2 separate regions of the Homo sapiens genome follow, and region 2 is linked to region 1. Evidence: chromatin contacts called from ENCODE Hi-C data. All regions are on one chromosome and are shown on one strand. Each heading gives the region's core, a stretch centred on a gene start or an enhancer-like site at or near the end of the contact. The rest is flanking DNA. Distances are from core to core; before and after follow the strand shown. Region 1 overlaps TRANK1 (tetratricopeptide repeat and ankyrin repeat containing 1). Region 2 overlaps CTDSPL (CTD small phosphatase like).

Evidence for each region. Hi-C counts contacts between places; a loop is a spot of excess contacts on that map. Pooled maps may share reads with other maps.
Region 2: a loop to region 1 is called in a pooled map, with 10 times the contacts of the local background. The contact joins two enhancer-like sites. A Hi-C loop is called at or near these places in 2 of 37 single-sample maps with no recorded cell type and 6 of 50 pooled maps.

Annotation. Positions count from the first base shown.
Region 1 is chr3:36,909,079-36,914,827 of GRCh38, forward strand. All of the region lies in intron 1 of TRANK1 (tetratricopeptide repeat and ankyrin repeat containing 1), which reads right to left. Among named protein-coding and RNA genes, the nearest start is that of TRANK1, 33 kb to the right of the region's middle. RefSeq lists a silencer at 1,535-1,703 and an enhancer at 3,449-3,498. Within about 2 kb of position 3,578, at least 11 of the 41 ENCODE cell types and tissues checked have a DNase peak (open chromatin) inside an H3K27ac peak, as active enhancers do.
Region 2 is chr3:37,903,058-37,908,806 of GRCh38, forward strand. All of the region lies in intron 1 of CTDSPL (CTD small phosphatase like), which reads left to right. Among named protein-coding and RNA genes, the nearest start is that of CTDSPL, 44 kb to the left of the region's middle. RefSeq lists enhancers at 552-1,278, 3,687-3,736 and a silencer at 2,941-3,235. Within about 2 kb of position 3,475, at least 10 of the 41 ENCODE cell types and tissues checked have a DNase peak (open chromatin) inside an H3K27ac peak, as active enhancers do.

The DNA of each region.
Region 1 (5,749 bases), core at 2,328-4,827:
CTCCTGTCCCCCTCCTTTCTTAAAACACTATAAAATAAGCCTTGAAATATTTGTCCCTGAGACAGCCATTGCCTGCCTACTTGTCTGTGTCCCCCAAGGGTATTTGCCTCTTTCAGGTCAAACCCCTATTTTGTTAAGTTTTGTAGCCGTATGGCCTTGAACATAAGGGGTACTTAAATATCTGTGGTGTAACAATTGAATGCCAGACCCAGAGAAGACGCACATTACTGATTTTCTCCAGTGTGGCCTGGGTGGTTGGAGAGAACTGCCTGGCAGCCCTGACCACATGGGGGGCCTTGGTAAGTGTGCTGAACAAAGGCAGGAGAGGAGAGCACCCAGGAAGATCTTAAGAAGCAGCTGCCAAGGAGACAGGGAAAAGGTGGGGGTCAGAGAAGAGGTCCTTTAGTATTGCTTCCTCTCAAGATGGCAGAGGGAAAGGCAAATTGGTAGGGTAGGGTAGGTCTTAAATATGTGGACAGTTTCAGGTGTTCACAGATGACATGTACCTATGGGGTCATAAAATTTCTTAGGTGTCTTGATGACCAACACAATTCTTGGAGAGACAGTAATTATTAATTTTATCATTTTAAATCCAAGTAAGGGGTCAGAGGGGGAAACAGACCCAAGCACACATAAGTGGTGATTTATTTTAAACAATTTGACTTCTTGGGAATGGGGTTTTTGAACTGTACTCCACTTCTTAAGCAGAGCTTTAACAGAATGAGACACATGACTCTTAAGTCAGAATACTGAACTCTACCTATGCTTTTCATGTAGTAATCTCTAAATTATATGACTACTATTTACACAGAGATGACTAAGAAGAACATGAAAAAATGTAAAGAGCTATGTACTAGGGAATAAAGTATGCTTTTCTTTCAAATATTGTCGGCCATTTGTCCAATAAATATTCTTTAAGCTGGCCATGGTCAAACAACTGAAACAAGAAAATTGTTGCAATAACTGACAAAGAGTTCATATCCCTCCGTTATAAATAGCTTTCCACTGCAAGAAAAGACCAACATTCTCACCAAAATGTATAAGGGTCCTAAGAAACAATTCACAAAGAAACACCAAGTAATTGCTACTAAATATATGAAAAGTGGGTAAATAGGATCACCCTCACTAGTGCATAAGTAAATCAAAAATTGAACAACAAAATATCATTGGAAAATAATTAAAAGAATGACACGAAATGTTGGGGACACTGCTTACAGAGGAAATAGAATACATCATAAATAGGTTTAGCCTCATGGATGTTCACCACCTCGAAAACTTGGAAATAACTCTAAATGTTCCATAATATATAATGGGTTTAAATCAGTTATAGAAGATCCGTATGTTAGAACAACACACAGTTATTTTTAAAATCATGTTGTGGCTGGGCACAGTGGCTCACACCTGTAATCCCAGCACTTTGGGAGGCTGAGGCGGGCAGACCACCTGAGGTCAGGAGTTCGAGTCCAGCCTGGCCAACATGATGAAACGCCATGTCTTCTAAAAATACAAAAATCAGACAGGTGCGGTGGCACGCACCTGTAATCCCAGCTACTCGGGAGGCTGAGGCAGGAGAATCGCTTGAACCCAGGAGGGAGAGGTTGCAGTGAGCCAAGATCACACCACTACACTCCAGCCTGGGTGACAGAGTGAGACTCTATCTCCAAAAAATAAAATAAAATAAAATAAAATCATGTTGCAAAAGACCCAGTGCGCTGGCTCATGCCTGTAATCCCAGCACTTTAGGAGGCTGATCAGCTGAGGCGGGCGGATCACCTGAGGCCAGGAGTTCGAGACCAGCCCGGCCAACATGGTGAAACCCCGTCTTTACTAAAACTGCAGAAATTAGCCAGGCATAGTGGTGAGCACCTGTAATCGCAGCTTCTTGGGAGACTGAGGCAGGAGAATTGCTTGAACCCGGAAGGCAGAGGTTGCAGTGAGCCAAGATCACGCCACTGCACTCCAGCCTGGGTGACAAGCGCTAACTCCATCTGGAAAAAAAAAAATCGTGTTGTAAAAGAACATTTAATGACAGAGCAAGTTAGTAAATGAAAAATACAGGCCTATACGGTTGAAAAGGCATATTGTAAAAGAACATTTAATGACAGAGCAAGTTAGTAAATGAAAAATATAGGCCTATAAGGTTGAAAAGGCATATAATCCCAAATTGTTTTAAATACATAAAATGTATTGAAAATATGCCAAAATGTTAAAAGCCACGCCTTTGGGATTTGACAGAATTTTAATTTTCTTCCTTGATTTTCTGAATTTCCAATCACTCTACGATGTACCCTCTTACTAATCAGACCATAAATGTTATCAAACAGACTCTTTAAGGGTTTAACTGAAGAATTCAAACACAAGGTATTTCCATTGTATTTACAAATACAAAAAAAAAACTCTTCATTTCAATATTATTTTTCATAGTTCTCTAGAAACCAAGTCAGCTCTTAATGTTATGTGAGCAACAACAAATGTATTCACCCACCTATGTTTCTGCTTTTTATTGATACAATCACATCAAAGGTGAAAGAAGGAATGCCAACCATACAGAAGGCTTTTTTCTTCCTAATAGGATTCATTGAGAGTTACATTCTCATTACACGGAAGAATGCTTTATATCTCTACAATAGAATACAGATGGCTCCGTTGTTGGGTCTTTAAAAAAAAGAAAAAACTGACCAACTGATGATTTATTTATAAGATGAAATTATTAAATAAAAGTGGTAATAATTTACCATAATGACAATATTCTTCATAGCTAATATCTGCTAAGTACCTACTATGTGCTTTACATCATTGTGTCTTTTCATTCTTATAAGAAGCCTCGGCCAGGCACAGTGGCTCACGCCTGTAAACCCAACATTTTGGGAGGCCGAAGCAGGCAGATTAGCTGAGGTCAGGAGTTCGAGACCAGCCTGGCCAACATGGTGAAACCCCCATCTCTACTAAAAATATACAAAAATTAGCCAGGCATGGTAGTGCATGCCTATAGCCCCAGCTACTCAGGAAGCTGAGGCACGAGAATCACTTAAGCCCAGGAGATGCAGGTTGTAGTGAGCTGAGATCAAGCCACTGCATTCCAGCCTGGGCAACAGAGTGAGACTCTGTCAAAAAAAAAAAAAAGTGCTATAAGGTCAGCGTGACTCTATCTCTATTTTGCACATAAGGAAAGTGAAGCAAAGACAGGTTAAGCCACTTACCACTTGCCACAGTCACACTGAAATTGGTAATGTGAGAATTCCAACCTAGGTGGCCTCACTTTAAGAGCCAAACTACACTCTGAAGGGCCAAGACAGAGGCTAAAAGATCAGCACCCAGTAAAATCACTAGGGTATCTTATATTTTGGCTGGCACTGAGCACTCTACCCTGCACTTTCAGTTTCGTTAATGGTGTAAAAGCTACAAAATACTTAAGGACAATTGCACAGCTGCCTGGCTGGCTTTCAGAAATTTTCACTATGTCTCTATGAGAATTCAAACTCTAGTTGTTGGAAGCTGTCACAGGCTGCTGAGCTACATATGAGGAAGAAGATGCAAGAAAAATGCAAATGCACTGAGTAGATTTTGAAACAAGCAAGTCTGAAACAGAGCAGATCCAGGTGGTTGTGGGTTTTATGACTCATTGTGTATACGTATACACATGAAGTTCTGTAACTGACATACAGGATTACAGCAAAGACTGGCAACACAGATGGCCTATGGAGGGGTTATTACTGAAATGGGCAGAGAGGATGGCTTTCCCTTCATACATTATCTGGGTACTGCTTGAATTCTTGACAACAAATTTGTTTACTTTTTTATTTTATTTTTTTGGGGTTTTTTGTTTGCTTGCTTGCTTTTTTTGTTTAGGGTTGCCAAAAGAGCCCAAAAGCAGTCAATGATCCAAGATTAACTCGGGAATGCTGGCAGTAGCAGTAGATCCAAGTTGAAGCTAGAAAGAGTATGTCTCTTTTGTGTGTGTGTGTGTGTGTGTGTGTGTGTGTGATGGAGTCTCACTCTGTCACCCAGGCTGGAGTGCAGTGGCGCAATCTTGGCTCACTGCAACCTCCATCTCTCGAATTCAAGCCATTCTCCTGCTTCAGCTTCCTGAGTAGCTGGGATTACAGGCGTGCGCCCTGTAATCCCACCATGCCCAGCTAACTTTCTATATTTAGTAGAAATAGGGTTTCCCCATGTTGGCCAGACTGGTCTCGAACTCCTGACCTCAAGTGATCCGGCCGCCTCGTGTCCCAAAGTGCTGGGATTACAGGCTTGAGCCACCATGACCGTCCTTTTCCTTCTATCTTTCTATCTATCTTTCTTTCTTGCCTGTTTGCTTGCTTGCTTGCTTGCTTGCTCACTTACTTTCTTGCTTGCTTTCTTTTTCTTGCTTTGTTTCTCTCCTCTCCTCTCCTCTCCTCTCCTCTCTTTCTTTCTCTCCTCTCCTCTCCTCTCTTTCTTTCTCTCTCTCTTAAAAGTGACTCTTTCCTCTTCCCCGCAGGAAGGGTGCCACAGACAGTCAAGGATAAAAATCCAAAGTCAGAATATATCCTGGGGACTTCAATGTGTTTTGTTTTGTTTTTTTCTTTTTTTCTTGGGGAAAGGGGTACAAATGTGGGACAAGAAGAACAGGAATTTTCTTAAGAAACTCACTCAAAATATTTCATAAGGCCCCTGGAAAAGTATGTGGTGCTGCACCCAAGTCTTCCCTACCCAGGGCATTTAAATAGGACAAGACCGGAACACCTTGCCACCACCCCCCTCAGCTGTCTCACCATCCTGCCCCCGACCAAAGCCCAGTAAAGTGGCCTGCACTAAACCTAAGGCATTACCAGTGCAACTTATCCCCTTCGCCCATCAACTTTAAGTTATTCCTCATTTATTTACAGCCTCAATTACACCCAACTACATGCACACCAAAGATGGTATTTCTAAAGCCAGTTGACGAGACCAGCTCCGAACTGTTTTTGTAAAATTTATAACCTAAAAGTCATTCTCACAGCAAAAAGTAAACACCATAAATAATTATCTACCTCCCCAATATCTAGGGTCTCTTGACTGTTTTTGGGTTTGTTTTGTTTTTGTTTTTTTTTTGAGACTGAGTCTCACTCTGTCGCCCAGGCTGGAGTGCGGTGGTGCAATTTTGGCTCACTGCAAACTCCATCTCCCGGGTTCAAGCTATTCTCCTGCCTCAGCCTCCTAAGTAGCTGGGATTACAGGCGCACGCCACCATGCCAGGCTAATTTTTGTATTTTTAGTAGAGACAGGGTTTTCACCATGTTGGCCAGGCTGGTCTTGAACTCCTGAGCTCAAGTGAGCGCTCAGGTGATCCCTCGGTCTTCCAAAGTGCTGGGATTACAGACATGAGCCACTGCACCCAGCTGGTGTCTTCCTTTTTTTTTTTTTTTTAAGTAAATTTTATTGAGGTACAATTTACATATGATAAAATTCACCCATTTTAAGTGTTCAATTCATTTAACAAAATTTATGATCATGCAACCACAACCACAGTCATGATACAGAACACCCCCAATCCCCCATCCCCAGCTCCTGGGAACATTTTTCTAGATTATTTATTTATTTATTTATTTATTTCGAGAAGGAGTTTTCACTCTTGTCACCCAGGCTGGAGTGCAATGGCGCGATCTCGGCTCACTGCAACCTCTGCCTCGTGGATTCAAGCCATTCTCTTCCCTTAGCTTCCCTAGTAGCTGCTATTACAGGTGCCCACCACCATGCCCAGCTAATTTTTGTATTTTTAGTAGAGACG
Region 2 (5,749 bases), core at 2,225-4,724, 990 kb after region 1:
TGGTGGTGGGCTTCTCATTATCTGGCAGCTAGAGAGCCAAGCACAGGCCTTGGCCTACTGGTATACTAAGCCAAGGGTAAGGGCACAGTGGAGAGTATGCGTTCTATGAAAAGATGGAGGAGAGGACTTGGGAAGGGGCAGCCGGTCCGATTGCTGGAATTCCTGAGGCAGACTTTGTTGTTAGAAAAGGAGGCTGCTGTTAGCTACACCTCTCATTCCTAGCTAGTAAGAGGTGAAGGACAGTTGTCAGGACAAATGAGGGAATATGTATGCACATACTTTGAAACAGCGATCCATTTGAGAGGCCTTCTTGTTGCTGTTATTACAGCTGCTGCTGCAGCAAAACAGCTTTGAACCCTGAGGTATGAGGCTGATTTTGGAAGCTGGGGCAGGGGGTGGGAGAGATTCTGGTAACACAGGATGTGTGAACTTATGTTCATTGACCAGGACCTGAGCAGGACTGATGAATAAGGGTCTTCTGTCTCCTCAGTAGTGGCTTTAGGTTATTGTGTAATTCTTGGGACCTTAGGGTCAAACAAGGATGTCCTTGCTATCACAAGGGTTATCACAAACATGTCCAGGCAGACAGTCAGCAAAGGATGTACCGCACCTGCCACACCCCTGCCAGACTCCTCTCAATTTGAGCTGTGAGGTGACTTCATAGTAACAGGCACAAGCTCAGAGCTTCTTGGGGACAAAAGCCCAGGAGTCCCTCTTCTTGTCCACCTTGCATTTCTACTCTTCCCCAGAGAAGCTACAATGGGTCAAGCGACTACCACTGTCAGGACAGGGTTCCTGCCAAGTCCATGTGCAGTTGCTTCTGGCTGGTACCAGGTCACCAGGCCAGCCTTTACTGCCGCTGCCACCAGGTTACTGACTTATTCAAGCAGTTCATGCAGTGGCTATTACAGTGTAAGCAGAAAATAACCAAGATGGCACTCCCCTCCTCACAGGATCCCTGCTGCACACTCTTGTGGCTTCAGGACTTCTCCTTCAACCTGTCCAAGGCTGGAAGGCAGGATAGTAAATCGTAACATGAAGAATTCTATAGGATAAAGTTGGCTCTGTGGGCTGGCTGCCTGTCAGACTGCCAGCAGAACAGAGCAGCCTTTCACTGAAACTTTGAACTTAATTATGTGACATTTGCACCTGAAGCAGAGAAGCAAGCCAGATTGCTGAGAAGAGCCAAGCTGGTTAGGGTTCTTTTCTTGGCTATTTAGCACCAGTTCCCTTTGAGGAAGGGTCTGCACTTGGCCCCTTCTTAGGCATCCAGGAGAAGGAGGAGTGGGGCACTCTATCAGGCATTGAGGAAAGGACCCGCCCAGTGGATGGAAGACCCTAGGGTACTGATCTCACCTGAGATGAGAAAGAACTTCACAGTGTGAAGAGCTGTACAAGGGAGAACTGGCTCACCAGGAGGTGGTGACCCATTGGATGATAAATGGGGGCACCTGTCAAGGGCAAGAGGTCCCCTTCCTACTCCCTGGCTAGAGAACTAGCCCACCCCGGGCTCCCAAAGATCAGTATCTGTGAGTGCCAGACTGAGACTAGACCCTGGGAATGGCATAGCTCACCAGAGCCTTGGTGTTCAGCCTGTGGCTCTCTGCTCAGCCCCCTTTTTATAGAGAAAACGTATGAGTGGCCAGGAGTCCCTTTCTTCCCACATGGCCAGGATATATCTCCCTGTTGCATCAGACAGACCTGATCCAAATCTCTGCTACTTCCTTCTCTGATCTGGGAAAGTCATTTTGCTGCCCATCCTTGCCTCTTAAATGCAATATTACAGCAGCCTCCTAACTGGATTTCCTGCCTCTAGGTCTCCTCATCATCACCCTGTCCATCTTTCCAAGTAACTAGCCAAAACATGACTCAGTCTAATCACTCCTCTGGAAGCCTTCAGTGCCTCCTCACTGCCTACAAGAAACAGAAGGTGGGAGAACCTTCCTTTGTGATTTGACCCCCCGCTGCCTCTCCGAGTCTTGTTACACTTTGTACTGCCCACAGCTTCAAACACGGGGACTCAGAAAACATTTAAAGATGGAATGAATGAATATAAAAAGTAAAAAGCTGAGCAAAAATGCTCTAGTGTTTTTAATTTTGTAGTTACAGAGCTATCATGCTAATATCTACATAAGATTAATCATTGGTAGTGTTTTCACAGTTTCCCTGATACAAGCCTGTTATCCAAAGAATTGGGAAGCCTGCCTTACTTCATAAAGGGGGCAAGGTTTATAGAATATATAAAGGAAATTAAGAGTCAAATAACGTTTTGATCTTTGATTTTGAATTTGTCTCAGATAATGCCTACAAAAAGGATCTCAATGATTCATTCTTTTTTTAGCCAGCCAGTTCTCCAGTCAAGTTTTAAAAGACTTGGAAGAACATGTGATTTTTAAAATATCCTGGAGTTTTTTTCCAGGCCTGGGCAACTCGTGGGTCAATGCACAGCTATTTCTGTATGTAAGTAGGCTGGGAGAATACTCTGTCAGTTCACAAAGGCCAGGGGCCTGACTGCCTGAGCTAGGCTTCCTTCCCCCCCTCCCTCCTTGTGCCACAGCTGGGCACTGCAGAAGTGCAGACATGTTCTCCAGACCTACTTGTGTTTGCATACCTATACCTGCTGCAAGGTGTTTTATTCTGAGTTGTGGTTTCTTTAGATTGTGAGAACCTTGGCTCCCATGTCCAAGGTGTAACACACAGGTCTGAACAACATAGGCTTTGGGAACTGTACCATGGAGAAGTAGCTTTGGAATACACCATTTATAAAAGAGAAATAAACAAATTCCAGCTGATTTGAAAGCCTGATATTTTTCCAGGTTTTAGTCATGCTTATAGGAGAAGATACTCTCAAATCCAATGAAGAGGAGAGAAGAGTATGGACTGGCACCCAGGGATTGAGTTCTCAGCTCAGCTCTGCAAATCGCCCATTGATTTTTCTGGGCCAGGCCTTTCCCCTGCAGAGGCGCAGTACCTTTCAAGTCAGGAGGGTTGGGTTAGTTAGTTCTTGTGCCGGATGTTTTCTGTTTGCCCTCCACATCTACTCTCTGTCCTACCCTGTGCCCTGGAAGCCGACCAGTGGGGACTCTATGAATGGGCTTCTTTGCTTCCTGGCCCCTATTGTGTGCTTTGCCCAGTGGGGAGCACTAACAGGAGATCGGAGGAAGTATTGATTTCTCCTGGCTCCACCCTGTGGCATCACCAAAGGTCTGGGCTCCTGGCAGGCAGCCTTCTCCACAGGGCGCTCTGTCTCAGGGGTCCAGCAGCCTCTCCTTCCTCACCCTTTTGGGCCTAGGCATGTAAATGTGCGACTGTTACTGGTCCCAGACCACTGCACTTCGGTCCGTTCTATAAATGCTTCCCTTATTAAAGTCTCCTCAGATTACTCATTTTGAGAGTGCCATCTGTTTCCTGCCAGAACCCTGCTGGATAAAGTTCCTAAGATCTTTTCCAGCTCTGAAAAAAGATGACCACAAGCAGGGAGGAGCCAGCCCTTTGGAGCTCCTGTTTTTCACTGGTGCCTCCCTGAATGGTTCCCCAAGGTCATGGGAAGGAGGAACTGGTAGCAGTATGATCTCCAGGGCACAGAGTCCCTTAGGACAAGAGCCACTGATGCCCTGGTAGACACAGACTGTTAGGAACCTGATTCCCAAAGAGTGTAAAGTGTGCTGCTGTGCTGCCCACTCTAGTAGTGGGGAGAGGGTAAGGGACAATCCCACCAACTGAGGCTGGACTGTCACTGCCACTCCTTTCTGCCTTTGTGACTAAGAAAGTCACTTCGCCCTCTGAGCCTTTCCTTCCCTCCTAAACCAAAGCTGAGAATACCCACTCTGGCCCACACACAGTGGTTATGAGGTACAAACGAAGGCGTCTGTGTTCAAACTGCTTTGTTGAATGTAAAATGCAGGACTAAAGAGAGTTACAGTCATAAACAGCTTTTATTGTGGTAGGGGTCACAGCTAGGGCACAGAGCCCAGTAGGGACATTACCCCTGCTCCTGTCCCTGCCAAAAACCCCCACTTCCTTTTGTTCTTTCCTGGTATGTGCACTTGCTGAGACATATATGGCTCTTCGAGTGTCAATTTTAGGATCAAAGCATGACCTAAGTGATACCAAATTACAAAATCATGCCATCAAACTGCAGCAGCCGCCTTCTGACATCTCTGGAATTTAGATTCTGACCTTGAGGGTCTTAGGTGGCCATTTATGGCCTTCTAAAAGCAGCTGCTTCAAAATAGGTCTAAGGGAGGAGAATGAAGGAAATTAAGGGCATTTTTAAACCTATACATTCTTAATTATTAAAGTTATCACAGAGACTTCTTGAAATACATGAAAAATACATTCTTGAAAACTACAAATGTCAAGTGCAATTTTCTCTCTAAGGAAAAAATTAAGAGACTTAAAGAACTTGAGTCTTGTTCATTTGACACTGTTGATATTGTTCACCCATATGCATATAGAGCACATGTGCAGGATGAGTGGAGGAGGTGAAGGAGAAAGGATGAAAGAGTGACAGGCTGGGAGAGGACAGAGCATTAAATGCCCTGGGTGGGGGTGTACCACAGTGTATTTATCACACAGCAGTTAGGAACTGTACGTGTATCAGTGTGGGGGAATGTTAAGAACGTAGAGCTTAGTGGAAAAAATAAGAATGAGATGCACAGACTAATATTTCTATAAGTTAAAAATAAGTGCTCAGAAAAGTACAATGCACATTTTTCTAGCACTCCTGTAAACACAAAGATATACTTTAAGCATGTTAGAAAGTTTGCCTGTGGGTTGAGGGGAGTGGAGGTGGGCTGTGAGGATAAAGGGAAATAAAAAAGCATGTATACATACAGCGCATTTGCCTAGATACGGCTAGTGGTGTGCCAGGAACTATCACACATGGTAAATGCGACCCTATGCTCCTGAGATGCAAAACAAACAGAAAGTCTGCAGGGTTTTGTTTTTAAGAAGTCTGAAAGCTTCTACAGTTCAGTTTGCATGGGCTTCCCCATAACCCTCAGTGTAGCAGCTAAACCACAAGTGGTTAATGGAACAAAAGTACCCTTTGTAGGGTCAGAACAGAAACACAGCACAAACGCTGCCTAGAAACCACATGAAAGAAGGGATGCTGTGAGCCGCCCTTCAGGCTCACTTTTGGAAACTCACCACCTGGTAGCCCCCGCCAAGTGGGCGAATGTCCATCACAGCAGGCAAGAGTATTCCAAATGTGTTTCTGTTTTTAAAAAATCTCCTAATAGAAAGTGGAAGGTATGGCAAATGCATGTTAAGCCTGTAAGAAGAGACTGCATACAGTATTTTGATTGATATACCCTCTATAACATTTTAATATCTTTATCTCAATTATTCTTTCCTAATGTTGCAGTTAACTGTATTTTTTCATTTTGCTACGTAGACTCTGTCATCATTATTTTTAATGGCTGGGTAATATTTTATTGACTAAATGTACCAACATTTATTAGCCATTCCCTCTTTGTATGACATTTAGGCTGCTTTCTGCTTATGCCACTTATAAGCAGTGCAGAGAGGAAGGTATCTATGCTGCATGTATAGCTTCTTCATATTTTAAATTAATCCCTGACGATAGACAGGAAATTGAATTACTGGGTAAAGGAGTGTACAAACACATCTATGACTCTTGGTGCAAATTACTAAATTGCTTTCCAGAAGGATAGTAACAATTTACACTTCCACTAGCAGTGTGTTCTTGGACCGGCATTGTGTTCTATAAGTTCTTAATTGCCAA